Regions from separate parts of the Mus musculus genome. Here region 2 is linked to region 1. A link is a loop called in an ENCODE intact Hi-C map of the cell type or tissue named here. Cell type or tissue: heart. All regions are shown on one strand. Each heading gives the region's core, and the rest is flanking DNA. Links, peaks and the distances in the headings are about the cores only. Region 1 overlaps Actn1 (actinin, alpha 1). Region 2 has its middle 54 kb from the start of Gm29952.

Region 1 (8,000 bases), core at 1-8,000:
TGTGGTGGTGGTTGCGTGGCCTTGTGAATAGATTCAAAATTACTGGATTGTGCATTGCGGAAAATGGTGACATTGATGTTATGAGAATTATGTCTCGAATGAAAATCCCAAGAAAAGACTAATAATATAAAGAAGAAGCTGACAGCTGCCTGTCATCCCACCTCCCAAATGTGAATACTGTCACAGGAGTTCAGATGGTATCTGCCGGCCTCATAACTTATCCTTACTTTGGTAACAGTGCTCCTGAGCTCCCACCCCCACTCCACCCCACCCCACCCCATTTCTTCTTGCTCGCTGTCTGCTCCTGGGCTGGGATTTGGAACCATGAGCTATGGTAGTAGTAGCGTTCAAGAGTCATCAGGAAGAGAAGCAAGTTGTCTGATTGGCCTCTTGGAAACTGCCTGAGAATTTATGATACATAAACATCAGAACAGGGCTGGGAGGAAAGGTGGTTTTTTCCCTATCTCCCCAAGTCCCCACCTTGTGAGGGAGTCCTGTAGATGTTCAACTATAAACCCTGTTGGACTGTGGTCACTTCTCTTCTCGCCTTCTGCTGTCACCAGGGTCAGCAGGCAAGGGTGGCTTTCCTCTGGGTCCGAGGCAGGAATGGGCAGGGGAGCCAGCCCCACCTCCTTGGGAAGTTGCCTAGCAATAGTGGGTAGGTGACTTAGCCCTCTATAGAGGTGGGAGGAGAATAAAAGGCAGTGAGGATGGGAACTGGGTGTAGATGGGGAGGATGCTGTTCCCCTGGAAACTGCCTGCTTGGTCCTTGGCTACCATGGGCCTCCCATAGGGCTATGACTTGCTGTCTACTGAGATGGATCAGAGTCTTCTCCAGGATTGTGTCCCAAAAGTTCCAGGATGGAGGAACCCTTGCATGCCAGCCTGTCAGTCAGACACCCTTAGTCAGGGGCATTAGCATTCACAGCAGCAGGGGACAGAGATGTAGGGTGGTCACTCTTCTAGGATGACCTGAATTCAGGAACACAGAGTAATGTGCTCCCAGGCCCACAGAGGAAGGGGTGGACATGAAGGCCCAGGTGTTCCATTTTGGTTTGAAATGTTTCATAAGTGAAAGGTACTTAAAAGGGAAATGTAAACACTGTCCACTTTCTGGGGAGGGAAGAGAAGATTCTCGAGGGTGGATTGGCCAGGAGAGCTGTCTGTTTTGCATCAGTCAACCAGCTAGTCTTTATTAACAGTAAGTAAGTAAGAAAGAAAGACCAACAGCTCACAGTGATTAAAGTTAACTGACTGAGATGACCTCAGTCTGCACGCCTCTTCAAGGAAGGCGCTGGTAGTCTGTTTTGCTAGATGGGAAACTGAGACACAGAGAAGTCGCTTGCCCAGGAGCTGACCGGCTAATAAGCTGAGTTATGCACAAAGCCAGGCAGATTAACTTCAGAATTCTGACTTTTAACCATCAGTACAGACACACCCTCTGCTGTGAAGGGGCTTATGATTTCACTGAGACTGGAGTCTTAAATGTGAGTGAACAATGCCTCGGGGTGGTATGTAATCAAGGGCTCGTTTTATGATTCATGGTTTTTCACATTTATACTCTTACATTAACCGTGATGTGATTTCTTGCCACTAATGTCGGTGAGCAAACGTGCGAGGGCTGATCTCCATTTTAGGGTAGAGAAAATGAGACTCAGAAAAGTTAGGGGACTTTAGCCAAGGCCTGGACACAACTTGAAATGTTTAGGGGGAGTTTTAGCCAAAGTCTCTGGAGGGACTCTTAGCCTGACAGATCCTGGATGACACACAGACATTTCTGAAGTTACTTTTCTTAGTTGGAGAGGGAGGGGGGAATGTCAGTAGCCACATTGTGCACCCCCAAGGTGCTCTTAGCCCTGACTCCAGCTTTTGGCGTTCGGCATCCCCTCCCTGCTGCTTCCTCCTTTCACCTGCCCTGCCCTTTGTTTATGGTCACCTGGGGGAACCAGACAGGCTTTGCTCCAGGCAGCAGGGTTATTTTGATTGCAGGTGTCCACACTTTAAGCCTTGAGAGTCATGTTCAGAAAGATGTAAGGGAAGTTGGGGCTTTGGATGGATTTTGCCATTTCAGGGCTGGGAGTTTCTGGACCAGGCTGTCCTGTTGGAGGACAGTGCCATTGAGCATTGTAGGGCTTCAGAGGGTCTAAACCAGAGGCCCCAGCTGTTGGTTCTGGGTGGAAAGGCAGCCAGTCAGGGACTGTGCCTCTTTGCTTACCTTGCTTCTGCTGCCTGGTGGTTGGGGCCTGTGGGGCTGTCTGGAGTAGGGTTGCAGGCCCAGGATTGTGTTGCCAAGCTATAGCTTATAGGGCCCTGAAGACTTATTTATTTTAGTTGGTTTGAGACAGGTTTTTGCTCTGTAGCCCAGGCTGACCTGGAACTCACTGTGTAGCCCACTCTGGCCACCAACACTCAACAGTTCTGCCTTGGTCTCCTGAATGCTAGAATTACAGACCTGTTATAGGTATGAGCTACCGTGCCCCTCTTCTGAAGAAAGATACTTTAGTATAGGCTTAGTCACAAAGATAAAGAGAGAGAAAGGCGCTCAGAAGAAGATAAGGTACACCTGAGAGCATGGGTGTGGGGTTCTCAAAGAGGAGTCTCAAAAAGACAGCCGTCAAATACGGGTATGAGCCCTTCCAGAGAAAGCTGCCCTTTTAAAACGTTCTTTTAAAGTCATCTGCAGAGGTGGAAATGATGGGAGAAAGATGGTGTTGGATTCCATTTTTCAACCCTCTGTAGGTGAAATGCCACAGGGGATAGAACCTGGAGGTGATTGATCTCCCTCAGGCAAATCTCTTCAGGTAGCTTGTCTTCCCTTAGGACAGGAGACCCCCTTCCCTTTTGGATGGAGGGGCTGTGGGAGTCAGGTGCTCTCTTCTCACGCCCCACACAGAGAGGCCAAACAGCTTGTATTTTGGGAATGGAGAAAAAGTGGAACTTTTAATCCCTCTTCGTCCAATGCTAGCCTAGGAAAGGGGACCCTGCCCTGCTCTGCCCCTTTGTGTCTCACTGCCTGCCAGCAGCAGCTCTGTTGTTTCTGGCTGAAGCCTTGAGTCTGGGGGAGTGGTTCCCTTCAAACACCACAGACATCCTCCAGATAATACACGATGGCACCTTCCAGTCCAGTTCCCGATATTTCCGAAGGGCCTTTCTTTCCAGGAACCCAAAAGTGATTTTCCAGACTCAGCTCTGAGAGCTGGGATGAGGGGCCATGTGAATGTGTTTTCCTGGAGGCGGGAACTGGGCCCGGATCCCTGTTTCCTGCCCTCTGGGTTACTGGACTGGAGGTGTCTGTGCACATCGCCCACCCCCTTTTCCCTGGATCACCCCCACCCCCACCCAGCCACCACCTTTAATGTATTGTTCTGTGGTTCTGGGCATGGAATATAGCTAGGACTTTGTGCATACTAGACCAGGGTGACACCTCCACTCTCTTCTTTTTTTTAAAAATGTAAGTTAAGCAACGTGGGGCTGGTGAGATGGCTTAGCAATGAAAGACTCAAGTCTGAAGCCTGAGTTCAGTGCCTGGAACCCATGTGATGGGAGAGAAGAACTAGTTGCTGGAAGTTGTTCTTTGACCTCCACATATTTGCGCAGGTGCATATAATAAGTTAAGGTGTAACAGAGTAACATTTAAAAAAAAAGTTAAATGACAGTAATCTTATAGCCTGATTAATTAAATATATATGTAAGTTTATCTTACTTGTGTTTGTGTGTCGATAAATACTTATTTATTGTTTTTGTGTTTTGTTTTGTTTTGTTTTGTTTTGTTTTGAGACAGGGTTGTTTTTTAGTCCTGGCTGTCCTGGGACTCACTCTATAGACTGGCTGGAACTCAGAAATCCATCTGCCTCTGCCTCCTAAGTGCTGAGGTTAAAGGTGTGCACCAGCACTCCTGGCTTTATACATGTATTTTGAAAATTCAGAACTACACCTTTGATGCGTGTACTTGGGCCTGTCTACTACTGCCCTGCTGAGGCTGCCAAGCTTTGAGTGGTAGGGCCACTTTGGCACCTGGGGGTACCTGACTGGGGAACCTTCCCCTGGGCCTTTCTCCATAGAAGACCCTGGTTGAAGAGCAGGTCTAACTTGGGGTCTACCATCCTGGGCTTATGGCTGTGACTGTTAATGCGTCCTAATCCCACAAAAGCACGAGAGGTCGTTTATAGTGCTGCGGGTTGGACTGGGCACATTCTTGGTGTTTCCCAGATGGGCTTGCATTTAGGGCTCACAGCACTTGAGATGGAACGGCTGGCAGGAAGTAAAGGGCATCTGGGAGTTCTTGGAAAGACCCGAAAGGTTCAGGTGAGCACAGCAGGGGTTTCTAGAGTGTCTGCTTTTGAAGCTAGTTCTTGACTAGCTGACTGTAGAGTTCTATTTTAACACATTCGACTTGAGCTTCAGAACCCAGCTTCTTCAGGACTTCCAGCTTCTCTGGAATCCCAGTGGCTTCCCTGGTGGCATGGACCTGTATCCTGAGTTTCATGTTTTTGTTAATAAGCATATGGTCGTATTAACCCTGTCTGGGCAGCTGGCATGAATCTGTGACCATTTTGAAACAGGAGATAATGGAGAGATGGCTCAGTGGTGTAAGAGCTTTGGCTGTTCTTCCAGAGGACGTGAGTTCAATCCCCAGTACCCACACAGCAGCTCACACTGTCTGTAACTCCAGTTCCAGGGGATCTGACACCTTCACACAGACATATATGGAGGCAAAATACCAATGCACATAAAATATAAATAAAAAAAAAAAAACTGGAGCTAAGCTCATAGCTCCCATCGAAACCCTGCATCCCATGTCCTGTTGAGGCTTGGAGGAGACATTGCCTGAGCTTCATTGTTCCTTGCAGGTGACAGTAAAGCCAGAGCTCAGCTTCCTGCCTCTGTGGTGGGCTCTCTGAGGGAGGATGTAAGTAAGTCAGTCTCAACACTGTCTTTTTTCCTAGGCTTGTTTTTTGGCATCCTGACTCCCATGTGCTGTGGTTACCTGCTCCCATGTCCTACCTGCCATCCTGGGGCTTTGAGGTTAGGGTCTTGAGGACTTATACTCTCTCACTATCTTGTTATTGTCTTCTTGGAGTAGCAACATTTCTCTCTCTCTCTCTCTCTCTCTCTCTCTCTCTCTCTCTCTCTCATCTATCTCTCACCTATTTATCTGTATGTATGTAAGTAAGTATATATGTATGTATGTATCTTGATTTGCTTGAGATAGAATTTCACGTATCTCAGGTTCATTATGTAGCCAAGAATGATCTTGAACTTCTGATTCGTTTTCTCCCATCTCTACGTATTGGAGTTACAGGTGAGTTCCACCAAGCTTGGTTTTCAGTGGTGATGAGGATTGAAACTAGGGTTTCAGAAGCCAGTACTCTGTGAGACAGACATGCCTGTTGGAGGCTCAGATGAACATAAGAGTTTTAGAAAATGGCAGAGGCAGGAGTTGTGTTAAACCCCTGTTGTTCAGTCCCAGTCCCAGTCCCAGTCCCCCAGGACAGCTGGACAGCTAGTGGGATGACAGCATGTAACTCTCCATCCCTGCCCCGTTTCTTTGCTCCCCCCTCCTCTTGTCCTGGCTCTCAGCCACTTAGCTGTTGCCTAGCCCAGTTGGCACCTGGGCTTCCAGGATGGGCTGGTGAGAAACTTGGAAGAGACAGATGTGTTGGCAGACTTGCTAATACTGTCTCAGAGCGTCACTGTGAAACTCTTGGCTCTGAGGACATTTGGAGGATCAGTCACCCGAGGCGGCTTGGGCAGTAGATGGTGTATGCTTGTGGGGTTTCCTGGAGTCCCGTAGCAAGTGTGAGTCTCCAAAGACCTCCCTGACAGACATTGTCTAGCTCCCTGATGACAAGGCACAAAAAAACTTGTGTGTTGTAGCTGTTTCCCAACTCACTGTGTGCCTCTGGCCAAGGTGGCTGGGTAGCAGGAAAGTCCGACAGGAAGGCCTTGTGTGTCAGGGTCTGAGTGACCAGTGCTACTCCAGCTATGAGGTTGTGTCCTGGCTTCAGGACAGAGGTCTAGTTGGCTCCCCAGATTCAGGTGTAGCTTGGAACCCTCCTCCTCATTGGACTGTGTCAGAGTGTTGGATGATCTTAGACTCTGCCGTGCCTCCTGTCACTGTTCCCTTTGTGTTCAGTCTCAAGGGTGCAGTTGATCACCTCCCAGCTTCCTTGAAGACAGCCCAGCTGTGCTTTTCCTCTTAGCCATGTGCACACTCCAGATTTCTTTCCTGAGGGGACTATCCATGCTCGTCCCTCCCCCAACACCCTACCACTTTCTCCCTGGAGGTTGGATATTTGGCTGTGATCCCTGCTTCAGAAAATCTTAGCAAGTTTCTGGTCCTCTTGTGTTTGCTTGGGGGCCCCAAAGGATGTCAAACTAAGGTCTCAGTTTTCCTTCTCCTTCCTTGGGCTGGGCTAATGTTGGTTGCTCTCCCTGAGGTGTGGTTTGCTGTCTTTAGCCTGCTGTCTTTAGCCACCTTAGCTTTGGGGTTTGGTCTTAGTTAGGGATCCTATTGCAGTGAAGAGACACTATGACCATGGTAACTCTTATAAAGAACAACATTTAATTTACACTGACTTACAGTTTCAGAGATTTAGTCATTATTGTCATGACAGGAAACATGGCAGCGGGCAGGCAGGCAGACATGGTGCTGGAAAAGGAGCTAGCAGTTTTAAGTCTTGATCCACAGGCAGCAGGTACCTGTGCCACACGTGGGCATCGCTTGAGCATAGGAGACCTCAAAGCCCATCCCCACAGTGACACACTTCTTCCAGCAAGGCCACACCTACTCCCAACATCTCCCGATAGTGCCACTTCCTATAGGCCAAGCATTCAAACACAGAGTCTGTGGGGAGAGTCCTATTCAAACCACTATAGGTGTGTTACTGGATAGAACCATGGGACCTCCAGCTGGCTAGGACATGGTGTCCAGTAAAGCCTTGTTTCTCTTGCTACCTTCCTGTCGGGGACTTTGGAGAGTGGCATTTGGGACACTGTCCCTTTTGAACTATTAGCTCCAAGAGCCACTTGGCAGAGTCCTGTCCTGTTCTCTTAGCATAGGAACACTGGTGCTATGAAGTGCCAGAGCCTCAGGAGACCCAGGGGGTTTTGTTGGTGCTGGGCCAGTCAGTCATAGCTGAGTGTTGCTTATAACCCATGATGGTTATAATCACCGAATGGTGGTCAGAGCTCCATGCTGGTAGTTAAAATTAAGGTGGTGCTCAGGGTCTTAACTGGATTACCACGTGGGAATCATCGCTAAGGCCTGGACCTTGTCAGTGTTCTGTTCCCCCCACTCCCTTTGTCTGTTTGTTTTGAGACAGGGTCTCAACTGTGTAGCTCTGGCTGCCTGGAACTCTGTATGTGAGCAGGCAGATCTCAAATGCATAGAAATCTGCCTCACTCTGCCTGTCAAGTGCTGGGACTAAAGGTGTGTACCACTCACTGTTCTTGACTTTTTGGTGGTGGGCTTTTCCTTTTAAGGTTTGCTTTTATTTTTATCCGTGTGTCTCTGTGAGTATGTGTGCACTTGTGTTTGGGTTCCTGCGGAGTCTAGAATGGATCATCAGATCCTCTGGAGATGGTGCTATTGATGGTTGTGAGCCACCTAACACTGGGGCTGAGACTTGAACTCAAGTCCTCCATAGAGCAGTAAACGTTCTTAACCACTGAGCCATCTCCTTAACCATGTTGGTCCCTTCTGAAGGGATGCTCAGAGGATTCAAGCTCTTCTTCAGGTGATCTTAAGATGGGCCCCTGGTCTTCCCAGCCTGTGCCTGAAGCTAAGCGTTCTGCAGTCTTACTTGTGGGAACTTTCTATACTCTCAGGTTCCAGGAGTTTCTCCTCACCTGTCCTTCACTTACACAGAAGTCAGTGCTCTATAACTAGGCTCAAAGACTCAGCCTTCTTTGTCTTGACTCAGGAAATGCTTGGCTAGGGTGTGGCCTTGAGTGGGAAACCAGTTCCCTAGGACATCAGAGTGAGACCTTGTTTGGAG
Region 2 (16,604 bases), core at 4,889-12,888, 75 kb before region 1:
ATATGTAAAAAAGAATGATGTACATTAAGGCACATATCTGAGGATGACATGATAACACAAGTATTCCTGTCGTTGGCACCTCTCTTTGTTGTTGTGCTTGCTGGCTTGACATCCATGTGCACGCCCCACAAGAAGGCTTTTTGGATGTCAGTCCATCAGAAATATGGATAGTCAAGGTCCTCCAGAGAAAGAATACTGTTTGACAGCAAGTCTCAGCCTACAAGCACTGGAAGAGAGTAGATCTCCCCATTACCATAGACATTGCAAAGCTTGCTTTGGAGCCTTTGGGGAGACCTCTTAGACCTTTGACCCTTTGTAGTGCCACCCCTAAGAGCTGGAAGCTTAAAAGCCAGACATGGCTGATAGAGATCTCATAGATCCTTGCTCACAACAAGCTTATAAAGGTTGAGATAAGGGGTGGCAAATGTTATTAAACTAAAATTTTAATATAATAATACTAGAAAAAGACCTAGACCTTAAGAAGTGAGACACCAAAGCTCTCTGGGCTTCTGAGGTCAAGTTCTTAGACCTGGTGCTGGGCCATCCCTAAGAACCTGGGAAGGAGGGAGCCATGGAAAACCGCTGCATGTGCCAAAGAAGAGTTAACCAGTTTTCTATGCAGGGTTGATTGAGAGGGGTGTGTGTGTGTGTGTGTGTGTGTGTGTGTGTGAGAGAGAGAGAGAGAGAGAGAAGGAGAGAGAGAGAGAGAAAGGGAGGGAGGGAGGAGAGAGAAGGGGAGGGGAGAGGAGAGAAGAGAAAGAAGAGAAGAGAGAATATCTTAGTATCTCATCCAAAAAGGCTAAACCATAAAAACCAGCAAGGAAGTCTGATAGATCAATAGATCAAGGAAGGAAAGCTCACATCTGCTGCCTGCAGTGGTAAAGGAGCTGAATTAGTGATGTGGGAGCATGGCCGCGGTTCTTAGGGCAGAGAAATGTGAGAGGTGAGCGGTTTGCATTACTGGTGGAAAAGAGGCAATGGAATTACACTTAAAGGTGAAATGGTTTCCAGTAAAGCACATCTGCCTGAAGAGAGGTCAGAACACAGTGTCATACAGCAGACAAAGCACCAAGCAGGCGGGACCTTAAGAGCTGACCCTACAAGAGAGGGGGAGAGCCCTCACCAGCCTCTTCTGTCCCATTTCAAAGGTGGAGTTTCAGTTGCTGATCACTAAGGCTGGTGCTCCCAACTGATCTCACTGCTTCCTGAATGTGGTCTCTGGGGCCTGGCTTCCTGCATGATTTCCTTATGGCCTCACTCTTATCAAGTGTGACTGGGGCTGGATCACAATGTACAGCAATAGTAAGGGATTGCAAATGGTCACACGGAGGCAGCTTGTGTCAGGTGGAGGCTTTGACAAAAGAAAAGAGTGACTTGAGTTTGGGACACCCTCCCCCTACACCCAAGAGCTTGCACCTCTGACCACATTCTCAGCTCTGGTTGGCTGTAAGAGAAAAGTCATCAACATGCTGAGGGGGAGGGGCAGGACATGGGGAAATACAAGGAACTAGAGAATAGGAACCTGATTGCTTCCGTTTACAAGCCCATGCCTGGGCTTGAGACTAAAAGACCCTTCAAGTTCAAGAAAGGACCTGATGGCTGCATGCAGTGACACATGCCTTTAATCCCAGCCACTTGGAGGCAAGAGGCAGGCAGAATTCTGATCTGGCCTACACATCAACTCTCTGGATAGCCAGGGCTACATAGAATGACCCTGTCCCTTCCTTCCTTCCTTCCTTCCTTCCTTCCTTCCTTCCTTCCTTCCTTCCTTCCTTCCTTCCTTCCTTCCTTCCTCCCTCCCTCCCTCCCTCCCTCTCTCTCTCTCTCCCTCCCTCTCTCTCTCTCTCTCTCTCTTTCTTTCTTAAGGAGCAAGGCCTGGTGAGGAAAGGAGTCTTCCTAGGTGCAAGCCCAAGCTTTACTCTGCTCTGGAACACTGAGTCTTCTCAAATGAGCCGGAATGAGCAGTGTGCAGCTCATGTCCTTTACGGTTTGGGGGGTGGGGGGTTGTGGCGCTGGGGATTAAACCCACTGAGAGAGATGGATCAGCACAAAAGGTGGACGCTGGCCTCAGCTCTGTCTTATTCCACACATCTGTCAGGAAAGAGTTGGCTGGCACAAAGGTCAGTCAGTGCCTGGATCACGGTTCCCCCAGCTTGAAGATCCCACGGAGAGACCTATGGAGATAGTCCAGTCAGCAGCTATGTCTACTGATCCCCCACCACCCGCCGCCCCTGCCCCCTGGTTTCAAGTCCAGTAGGCAAACACTTCCTAAGACTGGGAGATAAGTTACTCCTGAGGGGACTGTATGGACCTGCTAAACACTGCACTTTTAACCTCTCCTCCTCCGGGTGAGAAAAGTAAGTTCTTGGATTCCACTTGGAATGAAGGAAGGGTAGGCTGGGCTGATGCTGGTACGACATGGCAAGTGTGACTCTAGGATCTCCTATGCAAGAGTCAGACTTACCCTAAAGACTGAAATGGCTGGGAGGTCAGGTTTACAAAGCCAAGGGAGGTACACATCTGTACTCTCAGCACCTTCAGAAAGAAAGGAGGGAAGGAAGGAAGGAGGCAGAGGTAGGCAGATCTCTGAGTTTGAGGCCAGCCTGGTCTACAGAGTAAGTTCCAGGACAGCAAGGATTACACAGAAAAACCCTGTCTTAGGAGAGAGGAAAAAAAAAAAAAAAAGACAACCAAGCTATATTTTTGTTTTGGATTACTAGCTCATCTGTTCTAGTTGAAATTGGCCCTTACAACCATTAATGCAGTCGTAGATCATGTAGTCTCCTGCAGGGTTGGGACAGGCCTTGGCAGACAGGAAGGAATCAGGTCTCCACTCTCCTCAGGTTCTAGAGTTCCCACCTTCAAAATCTAGAAGATCTAGGCTCTAGAGGATAACGGCAAACTCCATACAGCCAGCTTAACTGGCTGGTCATGTGCTTAACTGGCTCAATACAATCTTAGCACAGAGAATAGCCAGACCAGAGAGGAGCATTATTAGTGCCTGTCAGTTCTTTTTACTACCCCTTCCTCCTAGAGCTTGTGAATAGATACTGGGTCTCCCCTCCCCCTCTCCTAGCCCCAACAGCAACTAGCTCAGATTGTAGAGAAGTTAGGTGAAGGCAAACTCTGCAGTTACAGGTGCTGTCTTCCTGTCCATCCTCATGGGGAGTGAGGCACGGAATGGTCCTGCTACACAGTTTCCCAGACATTTCCTGCTGTACAAATTCTGACCCCCTGGAGGGGACATCAGGCCCTCCCTCAGTGGAAGTGAAGAATGAAGCAGAAAAGGAGCGTCACTAGCAGGTCCAGGTCTCCTGCCCCACACCATTCTGAGTCACTTCCTGCTCCTTGCTGGACTTTGATCTCCAGCTGCTGCTGCCCCTCAGTTACAGCAGAGAGAGGACTGACAAGCTTATTCAGCTCTATAGTCCTGGGCCTCTCCTGGTTACAAAAAAAAACCCCACCTTTTCTATGCTCACCATTGTGTCTGATGACCTGTTGGCCATCATCCTTGATGCTGCTATAAAGCAAAGTGCTGACAAGAAATATAGGTGGCGGGTCGTGGAGACTGAAAATACCATCTCCCCATCTTCCTTCTCCGCGTTTATGGGAGCACACATGCAGACGAAGCTCCGTGTTGTGAAATCAGGGTTGCCTTCTTTTCCTAAACACTTCTGAAGCATCTAGAAAACCAGAAGTTTTGAAAGAAAAGAAATGGCAGCAGCTTGGGGGAGCCCTAGGCACCGTAGCTACTATTTCCCATCCCAGCTGCCAGCAAGCCTCAGTGACATACGTTGCTGGTGACCGACTGTTCACTTAGGGCTGTGGTCTGTCAAGCAGGGTTATTGTTTTCACTTTATGAAGAGCCTATTATGAAAAAAGCAAACTCAAGAAACCAAAATGAGGACAAAGCGATTCACATTACACACAAATGGATTCTTTACCTAAGACTTTCTCAGACACCCCTCTGCCTTTGAAGAGGCACTGTGGGCTAGAGGGATATACACTGTAGCTGAGTGGAATCTTTTGTTTTGTTTGAGGCATGTTTTCTCTTTGTATAGACCTGGCTGTCTGGAACTGGCTCTGTAGACCAGGCTCACAAAGATCTGCCTGTCTCTGCCTCCCCGAGTGCTGGGATGAAAGGCATGTGCCACCCCTGCCTGGCTCTGAGTGGAATCCTTAAGGAGCCCACATGGCTCTCAGCTTTGCCTGAGTGACCAACATCCCCAAACTTAGGAGGTCTCTCAAGAGAATCTTCTACACAGGATGGTTTGAGTCTCTCTGGGAAACTAACAGCCCTGGTAGGTTAAGATTCCCTTCAGGGGCTGGAGAGATGGCTCAGTGGTTAAGAGCACTGGCTGCTCTTCCAGAGGTCCTGAGTTCAAATCCCAGCAACCACATGGTGGCTCACGGTTGTGATCCCATCTATAATGGGATCAGATGTCCTCTTTCTGGTATGCAGGTGTTGTACATGATGATAAAGCACTTATACATAAATACATAAAATAAATCTTAAAAAAAAAAAAAAGATTCCCATCAGACCCCATTTCCCTGGTGAGTAGGGAAACCGTTCCTTCCTGTGACTTCTCCCCAGTTACAAGTCATTGCACCCCCAAAACACAAGCAAGTTCTTGGAGTAGTAATTTCCCTTGAAAACTCTAATCCATGAGGCATAAAGAATAACAGCACTTAATAGGGCCAGGCTGCTTACGGGGGATTCAAGAGAACTGAAGTACAAGGTGGACCTCAGCTAGGGAGGTGGCTCAGTGGCTTAAAGCGCTTGCCACGAAAGCCTGGTGACCCGAGTTCCATGCCTGGAATCCACATAAAGACCGAGGGAGGGGCTGGAGAGATGGCTCAGTGGTTAAGAGAGCTGACTGCTCTTCTGAAGGTCCAGAGTTCAAATCCCAGCAACCACATGGTGGCTCACAACCATCTGTAATGAGTTCTGATGGCCTCTTCTGGTATGTCTGAAGACAGCTACAGTGTACTTCCATATAATAAATAAATAAATAAATATTTAACAAAACAAAACAAGGTACATCTTCAATGCTTCAGTCTGCCAGGAGAGATTGTGTTTAAAAAAAAAAAAAAAAAAAAAAAAAAAAGACCGAGGGAGAGAAACAGATGTGCAGAGCTGGCCTTTGACCTCTGCACATGTGCTTGGCCCATGTGCCCCTCTTCACCTCTGTTCGTGCACACACACACACACACACACACACACACACACACACACACACAGGATGGAGTTAGAACTGCTCTTCTATAGTCAAGTATACTTCATCAAGGAGACACTGAGGTGTGCAGACCTACCCAGAAAGTGTGTCCTGGCTGCCATTTCTGAGTGGGGAATTTGTGAGAACAGCTCTGTCTCGCTGTGGTCCCAGTCTTGTTGTCCACCAGGAAAGAGAAAGACTTCTCACAACCTCAATGGAGGCGACTACACACTCTCTGAGAGAGCAATCCACTCCTGGAGGTGTGTTCTAGATGTTCCCACCTGGTCCTGAAACAGACACCTACTTGTGCCCACTGCAGGTCTCTGGGCAGTAGCAGAGAGCTGGGACCAACAGGTATTCATCCTCATGGGGTGGGGGGAGATGTAAAATGTGGTAGCAACCCACTCCCATAGGCTACACAGCTATGGGCAGGGATAACCAGACAGACTCATGGCAGCATGGATTCTGTCAGTGAAGGGGAAAGTGCAGAATGATAGCCAAGGCAGTACCATGTATGGAAATGAACACTGCATGTACAGGGTGAGGCATGGTATTGTGAGCCTTTAGTCCCAGCACTCCACCAGCAGAGACAGGCTGACCTTTGTTGAGTTCTGGCCAATATGTCAGGTTCCAGTCCAGAGAAGGTTTATGTAGTGAGACCCTCTCTCAAAAAACGTTTATAAAAGCCAGGTCTGGAGACACATATCTTTAATTCCAGCATTCGGGAGACAGAGGGAGACAGATCTCTGAGAGTTCTAGACCAGCCTGGTCTACAAAGTGGGTTCCAGAACAGCCAGGGCTGTTACTCAGAGAAACCAAAGGAGAAGTAGGAGGAGGAAGAGGAGGAAGTGGTGGTGGAGGGAAAGGAGGAAGAAGAGGAGGAGGGGGGAGGTGACATGTATATAAAAGGAGAATGTACATTGCCTGTGCCATATAAAACAAAGGGCAGTGACTATCACAGACACTAGAACGGAGACCCACGTGAGGGCAGGCTGGGTAGATCACATAAGAAGGGACTTCACAGTCACATAAAGATCTTGCGAGCTGTGGGCAACTCAGTTGATGGTAAACTGACACAATGGGTTATTATGCCACCAAAAAGGGAAAAGACACACAGAGCAGGGTATGGTGGTGCACACCGAAATCCTTGTACTTGAGAGGTAGGTGCAGGATTAACGGTTTAGAGCCAATCTCAACGGCCTAGTGAGTTCAGGTCCAGCCTGAGCTACATGAGACCATTTTAGAAAAGGGGGGTGAGGAGGGAAGAAGGGGGGGGACTATTGATTTATGCTTCAATAGAGGTGAACTTTACAAACATGCTAAGTGGCAGGTGCCATTCACAGAGATGGCATGCTGTTGGATTCTGTATGTGATATGAAAAGGTCCAGGGGAAAATGGGGAGTGAGTGCCAAGTGATTAAAATGTAGTACAATGCCAGGCAGTGAAGATGCACCCCTTTAACCCCAGCACTCGGAAGGCAGAGGCCGGTGGATCTCTGAGTTCGAGACCAACCTGGTTTACAGAGGAGTTCACAAAATAATGAACTGTGTTCTTTGGATGGGTAAATTTTAGGGCACACAAACTATCTCAGGAAAAAAAACATTTAAAGGAAAATTAAAAGGAGGAGAAAATTCTCCTGTGAATTGGCCTTGGCCACTTCCTTTTTCTGCTTCTGGTTTCAAACAGGAACTGGGCAAGGTTCACCTACCTTGACCCTGCCTTAGGGCCATTGCACCCCAGTGGCACATAGTTGCCTCTGGCCCTTCAGACTTGGGAAAACCAGATTGGCTAAAGGTTCCTGAAAGGAACTCAGTACTGCCATGGGGGGGGGGGGGAAGAGGGGGTGTCTGGTTGGCAATTTCTGCCATCTGCTCTCAGAACACTTCCTCCAATGCCTAAGAATCTCATGATCACATCAGCCTCTGCCATCTTCACAGTGGAACAAGAAAGGGACGTCAGAGCCGCCCGACCAGAAGTGGTCAGTGGTAGCTCGAGGAAGATGCATTTTCTTTTATCAGCACCGGTATTGGTATTGGTTAGGCACCTTTAGAACTCTTGGTGACTCAGTTTCTTTCTAGGGAACGAGCATGAAGCACCAGGAGCAATTTGGATAGGAAATAAGGAAATGTATGTGAAAACTCCTAGCACGGTCCTGTCCCATAGATAGAACCTGCTAGATGCTTATTGAATCCCAAGCCCAGCAAGCCCCTCAAACAGGCAGCCAAAACAGTCTGGGGAAGGTAAGAGAAGGGTTAACATGGAAGAGTCGATTCATAATCATAGCTGAAATCCTGTGTGCCGGGAGTGTTGAGAGCTGAGAAACGGAGACAGACTGACTCTAAGTTAGCCGTCCTGAGAACAAGAGAGCGAAACCCAGTTTAAGCGCAGTGGCCAGCCAGGGAATGCAGTATCTCTCTGACAGAGCTAGTTGCCAGAAAGCATCCACCTCCCCCTGCGTATCTGTCGATGGGCTTCTTTTATCCAGCCTAGAAAAAAAAAAAAATGCTCATCTGTCTCAATTTACAGACAGAGGTAGAAATGAGAAAAGTCCCCAACAGGTTCCTGACCACCCTTCCTGTGGAAACGGAGTGGATGTGTCCAATGAGCCACCCAGGGTGCAACTGTTATCCTTGGGTAGAAATGACAGAAGCCAATTTCCCCTCAGGAGCCTTTGAAGTCTGAATGAAATCTTGGTTCCTAAAGATACTGGTGGTGCCGGGCAACAGGAACTGTCCTGCAAACTGTTAGGTCTCAAATCAGGACAAATGGCTGAGGTGCCATTAACATATGAAAGTGAACCTGGCTGGCAGGTCCTTACCTATGACAGGGTATGGTTGGCATGCCCTGCCCCCTACCCTGAACCTCTCCAGCCCAGGTCCTGGGCTGCCCTTCCCCCAGCTACCCTCCTTATGTAATCCAGCCATTTTGCTAAGCCAGTCCTTTTGGCTATTCTGTCTCCTACCCTCTACCCTCCTGACCTCTTGGACTAGCTCTCTCCTCCCCCCTCCCCCTTTCCTCACATGTCCCAGCTCAGGATGCTGTTCACTCTGGACTCTGCCAGATGTGTCTGCCTCTGGCTATGCTCTCCCTTTTATCTACAGTGAACTTTCCCCCACTACCTAGGACCAGTCATGTCCTTTCCTTTTTTATTTCTGTTTGTCATTCACAAGCTATATGACGTTATGTCACAGAGAGCTATTGCCTGGCCAGCACTGCTGAAAGGTTCCAGAATGGAGTGGCCGAACATTTCTCGGGGCCCTAGTTCCTCCTGTGTGGTTCTCCAGGCTCTGCCTCCTGCTGTATGTGTCTGCTTTGTCTCAGGCTGGCCTCTTCTGAGGTGTTGAGGTAGCTGCACCATCATTCTGGATAACACACTGCCTTGGACGAGACACAGAAGCTTTCTGAAGTCCCTAATGGAGTCGGAGGGTAGCTCTGCCTGGGCCACTACAAACCAGGACAGGGCTTCCTGCTCTGAAGGGTAGGAGGGCAAGAGGCAAGACTGATGGGAGCTGGTGTGAACCCACCTGGAGATCATGCCTTACCCTCCAGAAGGAGATGAAAAGATGCCAAGAACACAGACTCGTGTCTACCGCAGGTCGTAAATCTCATTTATAGCTGAGGCTGTCACCTGAGACCTCCCAAAGTTCCATACCTGCTTTATGACAAATCCAAGACCAGCTGTCCCTAGTCTCAGTGACAGTGTAGTCAGCTGTCTTTGAATCAATAATGTCACTGAGGGCCTCGACAGGTAACCACCACCTCGTCTCTAGGGAGATTAAGCAGACAGAGTCTTTGTAGCTATAAAGGGATGCCCACATTGATCTCCAAGGCACCACTGGGACCTTTGCACCCAGCACTTGATAAGAAGAGCACAGAGATGAGCCTGTTAACTCCAGGATAGGCCTCAAGGAAGCTGAGGTGGGCTTGTCTCAGCCATGTTTTCAGATTTGTCATTTCCTGAGCAGCTCTGGCCACCCTCCCCTCTCACCTCCTCCCAGGCTAAAATGGACAAACCAGGGCTGATAATTGAGTTAGGTCAGCTTCCTCTCTGGCCCTGCCCTCATCATAATCTCATTTCCACGGGATGAGGGATGGCAGTGTCCAGGCTCAGGAAGCAATCTGTTCCCTCGTGTCCGCTGGGCCTGTTAATTGGATAGAAGAACTCACTAAGCTTCCACAGAACCCTATTAGAAACAGATTTCCTCTGGTTCCCACAGGCCAGCCCTGGAGGGCTCTCCAGGCCTCAGCCTACAGGGAAATTCAGCTTTCAATTCAATTTCTGTATAAGTGAGTTGTCTTTTATTTTTAATTTATTTTATGTGTATGGGTGTTTGGCCTGCGTGTTTTATGTGCAGACCATGTGCATGCAGTACCTGCAGACGTCGAAAGAGGGCGTTGAATCCCCTGGATTGGAGTTACATATGGTTTGAGTCATTGTGTGTGCTGGGAATCCAGGTTGTTTGCAAGAGCAAACAGTGCTCTTAATGATTGCACCTTCTTCCCAGGTCCCGAGTAACTTAAGTCTTTATTAGAATAGTAGCTGCCACTGACTAAGTGCCTACTGTGTGTCAGACATAATGCTACATAGTGTGTTCTGGACTAAGGATGAAACTGTTACTCTTGGCCAAGGGTCTCGCCACAGGAACTGCAGGACCCTCCCTCTATTTGAATGGATATACTTTGTTCTTGGGAAGAACTTTGGGCAGCTTGGTTGTTTGTTTGTGGGGGCTATTCATCTAATTTTTAAAACAGTCTCATTATGTATCCCAGAACATATTAGGTAACCCAGGCTGCCTTTGAACTCAAAGTCCTGCCTCTGTCTCTCAACTGTTGATGGCTAGTTCTGTTGGCTCTTCGAGAACAGTCCTGTGTCTAGGGTAATATAGTGCCTGAGTGTGAAATGGCCCCCTGGGAGAGCTGTCTAGCACCAAAGGCCATCAAGGGTGCCCCAAATTGTGACCTAAGTTAGCTTCCTGAAACCCCCCCCCCCCCACTCAATGCTTCCAAGAGACAAGCCAGAGCTCAGCCTCCACCTGTACTCTGCGCCTAGAGTCAGGAGTCACATCAGAGCCTAGGGGACTGAGGTGCAGAGGACGCTGACTCCCTCTTCCTGAGCTCTGCGCTTTGCTCTCCTGCTGGCTGCTGTGCCTCACTCCATCTGTCCAGATATCACCATCCCCAGGAGAACGTCCTGTCCACTGGCTGAGTTAGTCAGCTTCAGCAGGAACCTCACCTCTCCTTCTCCATCCCAAAGCCCTCTTCCTTGACCTGTTTGGTCTGTGCAGCTCTACTGTTGCATGCTGGGTAGGGTCAGTCACTAGTTCTGTCTATTCCTGTCATGAGAATGTGAGAGCTTTCCAGACGGTGCTTTGGCTCCCCTGGCCTCTCCCAGTTCCAGGAACAGGGGGAGTTTTTAAGATACGCCTGCAGAACAAAGGGATGGATAAATGAACCATGAAAACATTCGCTGCAACATTTGTTTCTAGGTAACTTTTAATTTCAGTTTTGATTTTTCTCTTCTATCCAAGAGAAAATGTGCTTCTTGCTATGTTCTTTCTTTTTTTTCCCCTCCTCCTCCTACTCTTTTTTTTTTTTTTAAGTAGAGCCTCATGTAGCCCAGGCTGGCCTCCAACTCTGTATGTAGCAGAGGATAACCTTGAGTTTGTGATCTTTCTGCTTCTACCTCCGGAGACCTGGGATTACAGGTGTGTACCATTTTTACCTATTTTTATTTGGTACTGCAAGTCAAACCCAGGGCTTCTTGAATGCTAGGGAAGCTCTTTGCCCTAATTTCTATACACAGTTATCTATCTATACATGAGGGCTCCACATTCTTTAATTGAACCAGCTGAAGACTGAAAAGGCAAATGCATCTCTGCTGAACCTTACAACATCTTAACTTGCTGTTATTCCTTGGATAACAGCTGCTACATAGTGTGATATGGCACTGGGCTGGTATGGTTAATCTGTGTTGGGCTGGTATCTTGATGGGAATTGAGAGATACCTAAGAGATCAATGAAGCACACTTCGCTGTGTGTCTGTCTACGAGGGCATTTCCTAAGATGATTAGCAAGGTAGACCCATCCTGTGGGGGCTGCATTCAATAGGGAGGAACAAAGGGGAGAGAATATTTCTTCCTGTTTCCTGGCTGTTATGGGTAAACTGCTCTGTCCCACCTTGCCGTTTCTCCACAATGCTCTATGTTGGCACAGGCCCTGGAACAATGCAGCCAGTGAACTGATGTGTAACCCCTGATGCTGTGAGCCAAGATAAACCTTTTCCTCTCTCTCTTTTTTTTTTTTTTTTTTTTTTTTGGTTTTTCAAGACAGGGTTTCTCTGTGTAGCCCTGGCTGTCCTGGAACTCACTCTGTAGACCAGGCTGGCCTCGAACTCAGAAATTCGCCTGCCCCTGCCTCCTAAGTGCTGGGATTAAAGGCGTGCGCCACCACGCCCGGCTAACCTTTTCCTCTCTTAGCTCGTTCCTTCGGGTGTTTTGTCACAGTGACAAAATAAAAGTGACTAACCTTTAGACTTTGCAGGTGCTCTAGAGAGTGAAGTATGTGGGAGTATACGCATGGGTTATATGCAAACTGGACACCATTTCTATGGGGTTTGTCCATCTGTAGACCTGGAGGCATGCTAGGAAACGCTGAAACAAACCCCTGAGGACACTTAGGAAGAACTATAAGTAGAATTTGGGGAATTATTATTATTTTGAGCAAAGCAAACACTGATTTATTAAGGAAACTTGAGAACTCAGGAATGGAGGGGCTCCTTGAATGGCATCCATGACTGATTTTAATAGATGGTGGTCAGAGGCTGTGGCCTATTAATTCTCTGTGCTTAATTTTTTTTCCTTGAGTCTTCTTTCTACCTAAGCATGATTATTTTAAAGTTCCTTGCAGCCAGGTGAGGTGGTACACACTTGGACTTTCAGCACTCTGAGGGTAAGGTTGTTGTGAGTTTCAAGGCCTGCTCTACAAAGCAAGTTTTAGGCTAGCCGGGACTGCCTAATGAGGCTTTGTCTCAAAAAAAGCATGAAAGAAAATAATAATAATAGTAATAATAATAATAATGTTATACTGACAAAGCTAATAAAGATAAAAACATGAAAACAGAGTAATTCATGAAGTCCCTGCCACCTGCCTTCCACAGGTGCCAGTTTATGGCCAAGTTTGCTTAATTATGGCTCCTATTATTTTTAAACACCTCTCGAACAGGATTTTTAAGAAGACCTTATGGTCACAGCCTCAAAAGAAGAAAAATTAGTGTGTGTTCAATCGAGTGTATTGTTAAAACCCATTATAATTATTTTTTACTGTCTAGTTCTAGTTAATTCCAAGAGATAAACAAAAACATCTCACTTCAGTTATTATGACCTTTCCCCTTGCATGTTGTTTTACATTTATTATTTTTTTGTGGGGGAAGGGCACACGTACCACACAGAGAACAACTGCGGAAAGAAACCCTCTCTTTCTGCCCTGTGGGTCCTGGGTATCAAACTCAGGTTGCAAGGCTCAGCAGCAGGCACCGATACCCACCCTTCCTCTTACATCTGTTTGTTTTGAGACTGCTCTCACTGTGTAGTCCCAGCTGGCCCAGAATTTGCGTGTGTAGACCAGGCTAGCCTGGAGCTCATGGAGAAAGGCCTGCACCTTTTGTCACCTGCTACTAACCACTATTCATTCAACGCACAGAGGCTTATGGTTGCTTACAGGCTGGGTTTTTATTGAACACGTGGGTTAGAAATAGATGCGGAGAGAGACCCTTTCATCCTCAGATCTGCTGGTGGGAAATCTGCTTCCTATTTACGTGTAGATGACTGAGAACACAGCCGGAACAACAATGGTCTCAAAACCGACAGCCATCAGCAAGAAGGGGGAAGAAAGAAAATGCTGCCTCAGCTCTTGCTGGAGAGAACTGTCTGCCTGAACAGTAGTTCAACTATGGAAGGAAAACAGTGTCGCCTGAAACGGACCCTCAAAGCTTCCATAATGCACACCATAGATCCCGCTGCCACATGGGGCCCAGCTACTGCCTTACTCAGGAGACCCAGGAAGCTTCTATGCTCCCTGCACTGTGACTCTTCACACTTCAGTCCTCACTTCAGCACAAGCTACATTGATGTTTTGTTCTGGTTTGGTTTGGGTTTGGGTTTGGGTTTGGTTTGGTTTGAGACAGATTTCTCTGTGTAGTCCTGGCTGTCCTGGAGCTCACTCTGTAGACCAAAACTGTCCTGGAAGTCAGAGATCCACCTGCCTCTGCCTCTCAGTGCTGGGATTAAAGGCCTGTGTCTCCACCACCCAGCAAAACTACATTCTTTACTTTGGGGTTAAAGAACACAGGAGAATACTTTGGAGAAAGGTTGAGTTTTGTTTTGTTTTTATAATATACTAGTTAGTTAGTTAGTTAGTTAGTTAGTTAGTTTTGAGACAGGGTCTAGCTATATAGTCCCAGCTATTCTGCAACTCTCGATATAGAACAAATTAGCCTTGAATTTATGACAGTCTTCCTGCTTCTGCCTCTGGAATACTTGAAAATGGAGTTGCAACCTATATTCTGTAAAGTGCACTGATCTTCAGGAAAGAATTCCAGTAGAAATTCCGGTGGTTTTTTTTACATCACATGCCTGTGGAACCCTACCCCAGACATGGAACACTCCAGTCACCACAAGGCACTCCCTGTGTTCTTTCCTGTCCCTACCCTATACCCCACCCTAGCCTGCCAGGAAATTGTGCACTGCACTGATGGCCTGTGCCAGCAATGTTTCAGCCTGCTCTAACTGATAGTGTGGGCTGAGCCTCCTGGGACTCAGCTCTTCCTTTCCTGTGCTCTAAGGCCAGGTAAGTCCAGGAAGACCCATCGTACAGACAACAGCTTCTCAGGGACCCCACCTAGTGAGAGCAGGGCCTGTCCCTACTGTCCTAATTATCATGAGACAGACCCCAGGCCTTGACCTTGAGCCTGGCCTGCCAGGCCTTCCTCCCTTGCATACTGAGCACTGAGCATAGAAACTCAATATATAACTTAGTCTTTCTAGAGTAAGAGGCAAGACCAGATGGGAGAGCTCAGAGTTACTGTAACTGGAGTCTGCCAACCTGGATTTCAGTCTTCTGCTAGCTGTGAATCCTCCTTCAGCCCTACCCCTGCCTCTCCCAGTTTCTTTTTCTCTAAAATGGCATTAAAATGAAGCCTTTTTAAGAAGCTACCCAAAGCACGCTATAAACCCACAAGTGCTATAGAAGCATAAAGAGTCATTACTGTTACCATAATAAATTCCCAGACCCTGTATGGGATGCAGCCCAGGGACTGCTTATCCAGGTAGGTTACAGTGGTCTCTGACTACAAACCCCATAGCACCACCATCTTCTTCAAAGGAAGGGACCTGGGGTCTTCTGGGAATCTCTGGAAGGCTTTGATATTGCTTCTTTGCTACTTTAATTGCAGTTATGATTTATTGAAGGCTCATCGTGTGTCAGGTAAAGCACATAAAACTGAACATGCCAGAGTTAAGCGTCGGCGGTGCACGCCTGCAAGTCCAGGAGCTGGGCCATAGAGGTAAGAGCATCAACTACATAGTGAAATCTACATGATGCCCCGTCTCAGAAAAAAACAACAACAACTCTTAGCAAGTCTTCATAGGGCCTGCTGACCTGCTGTTGTCCAAATACACAAGAGATTAAGGAGCATGTTCAAAGTCATGTAACAAGAGATAGAGCAACAATAGCAAGTGATAGACTAAAAGGAAATAAAACTTGAGACATGTGATTCATGTAATTTATGTCAAATAGCCCAAAGAGTTGTTTATGAGCTTTAAAACCTGGGGCTGAGAACATAGCAGAACAGGCCAAGACATGCCCAGGCAGGCCCTTTGTTACATGTCCTGACTGGCCTGGTGCCACCCTATCTCCCACCCTTCTGACAGTCTGTTGATGTTTAAATGGACCAATCATGTAAAACTGCGCCAATTCCTCCCCCAGCCTCACCCCTTTTCTATAAAAACCCCTAGCTTCCAAGCCTCAGGGTCGAAACCACTGTCTCCTGTGTGAGATACGTTTCGAACCGGAGCTCCGCCATTATGGCTCCACCATGTGGTCGACACCTCTGTCTCCTATGGGAGATATGTGTCGGCCTGGAGCTCCATCATTAAACTACCTCATGCTTTTACATCAAGATGGTCGTCTGTTTGTGATTCTTGGGTGCGCGCCGAACGGAAATTGAGTGGGGGTTTCCCCACTAGGTTCTTTCAAGGCCTAGAGTTTGAACCGTGAATTATGATTAGATTTGTTTTATGTGCACCCCTTGCCTATGTGTATGGATGTAAACCATGTACGTGCCTATTGCCTATAAAGGAGGTCAGAAGAAGGTGCTGGATCCCCTGGAACTGGAGTTATTACAGATTATTGTGAGCCACTATGTGGGTGCTCAGAATTGATCCCAGGTTCTCTGGAGGAGTAGCTAGTGTCCTTAACCACTGAGCCATCTCCCCAACCCCTGTACCCTAAAGTTATCCTGAGAACCCTATGATTCCTGTCATGAAGGAGAAATAATATCTGCCTTGTATAATTGAAACCCTGTGTGAGAGAATTTGACATATACTGATGTCTGTAAAGGCTCGCTTCCCTTTACACCAGACGTGCAGCCGGTGAATTTGGAGGAATAGATGCTAACATCTCAATAGCTTCCAGGCACCACTGAAGAGCGTGATCAGAGGGTCCCTGGTGCAAACACTTAACACTTTGCTGGGCATCCTATCCAGCCTGCCCTAAACACTTGCAGTTAAACATTCTACAGCATGACGGAATAACAGTACCCAGTGTATTTGTTAGAACTATAAGATCTTTTCTTTTAAGATTTTTTTTTTTAGATTTTTCACACACGAAATATTATATTTCCTCTCTCTCTCTCTCTCCCTCTTTCTCTTTCTTTTCCTTCTAAGTTTTTATAACGTCTAAGTCATCTATAGTAATATGTTACTTTTAGGGAATTCTGTGTGTTTGTGTGTGTGTGTGTGTGTGTGTGTGTGTGCACGCTGTAGATTGGTCCTGGGGCTTTGCACTGCTAAGCATGTACTTTGAGCCGTTTAAAACACTTTAATTGAATTCATTCATTCCTTCGGTTTCACTTTGTTTTTTTTCCATGCTGGGGACTAAGCCCGGGGCCTTGCATCTGCTACACAGGCATCCTGCTCCTCTGTGCAACTGTGGTCCAATCTTACATCTAAGATGGCTCTGTCCTATAAACCCGTGCTTCCACCACAATCACACTGTGGTGGGTCCTCTTCACCACGGAAGACTCTCTGTGCTCTCAGTTGATCAAACCTGTAGGGTTTCTAGCTCCAACACCATGTCAGTTAGATCTGTCTCTTCTGGAGTGCCACATAAGTT

What was found. Hi-C counts contacts between places; a loop is a spot of excess contacts. Peaks named below come from ENCODE experiments on the same cell type or tissue, not always from the same donor. Only the 100,000 strongest peaks of a DNase experiment are listed, where the experiment ranks them.
Region 2: it touches region 1 in a loop (2.0-fold over the local background); 5 of 42 quality-filtered maps call a loop at or near these places.

The regions. Positions count from the first base shown.
Region 1 is chr12:80,244,893-80,252,892 of GRCm38, reverse strand. All of the region lies in intron 1 of Actn1 (actinin, alpha 1), which reads left to right. Among named protein-coding and RNA genes, the nearest start is that of Actn1, 11 kb to the left of the region's middle. In heart, for the core only: no CTCF peak of the experiment used is centred there; DNase peaks (open chromatin) are centred at 3,152, 5,632 and 6,172; H3K27ac peaks cover 1,263 bases.
Region 2 is chr12:80,316,591-80,333,194 of GRCm38, reverse strand. No RefSeq gene overlaps it. Among named protein-coding and RNA genes, the nearest start is that of Gm29952, 54 kb to the right of the region's middle. In heart, for the core only: a CTCF peak has its summit at 9,599; DNase peaks (open chromatin) are centred at 8,184 and 9,284; H3K27ac peaks cover 2,298 bases.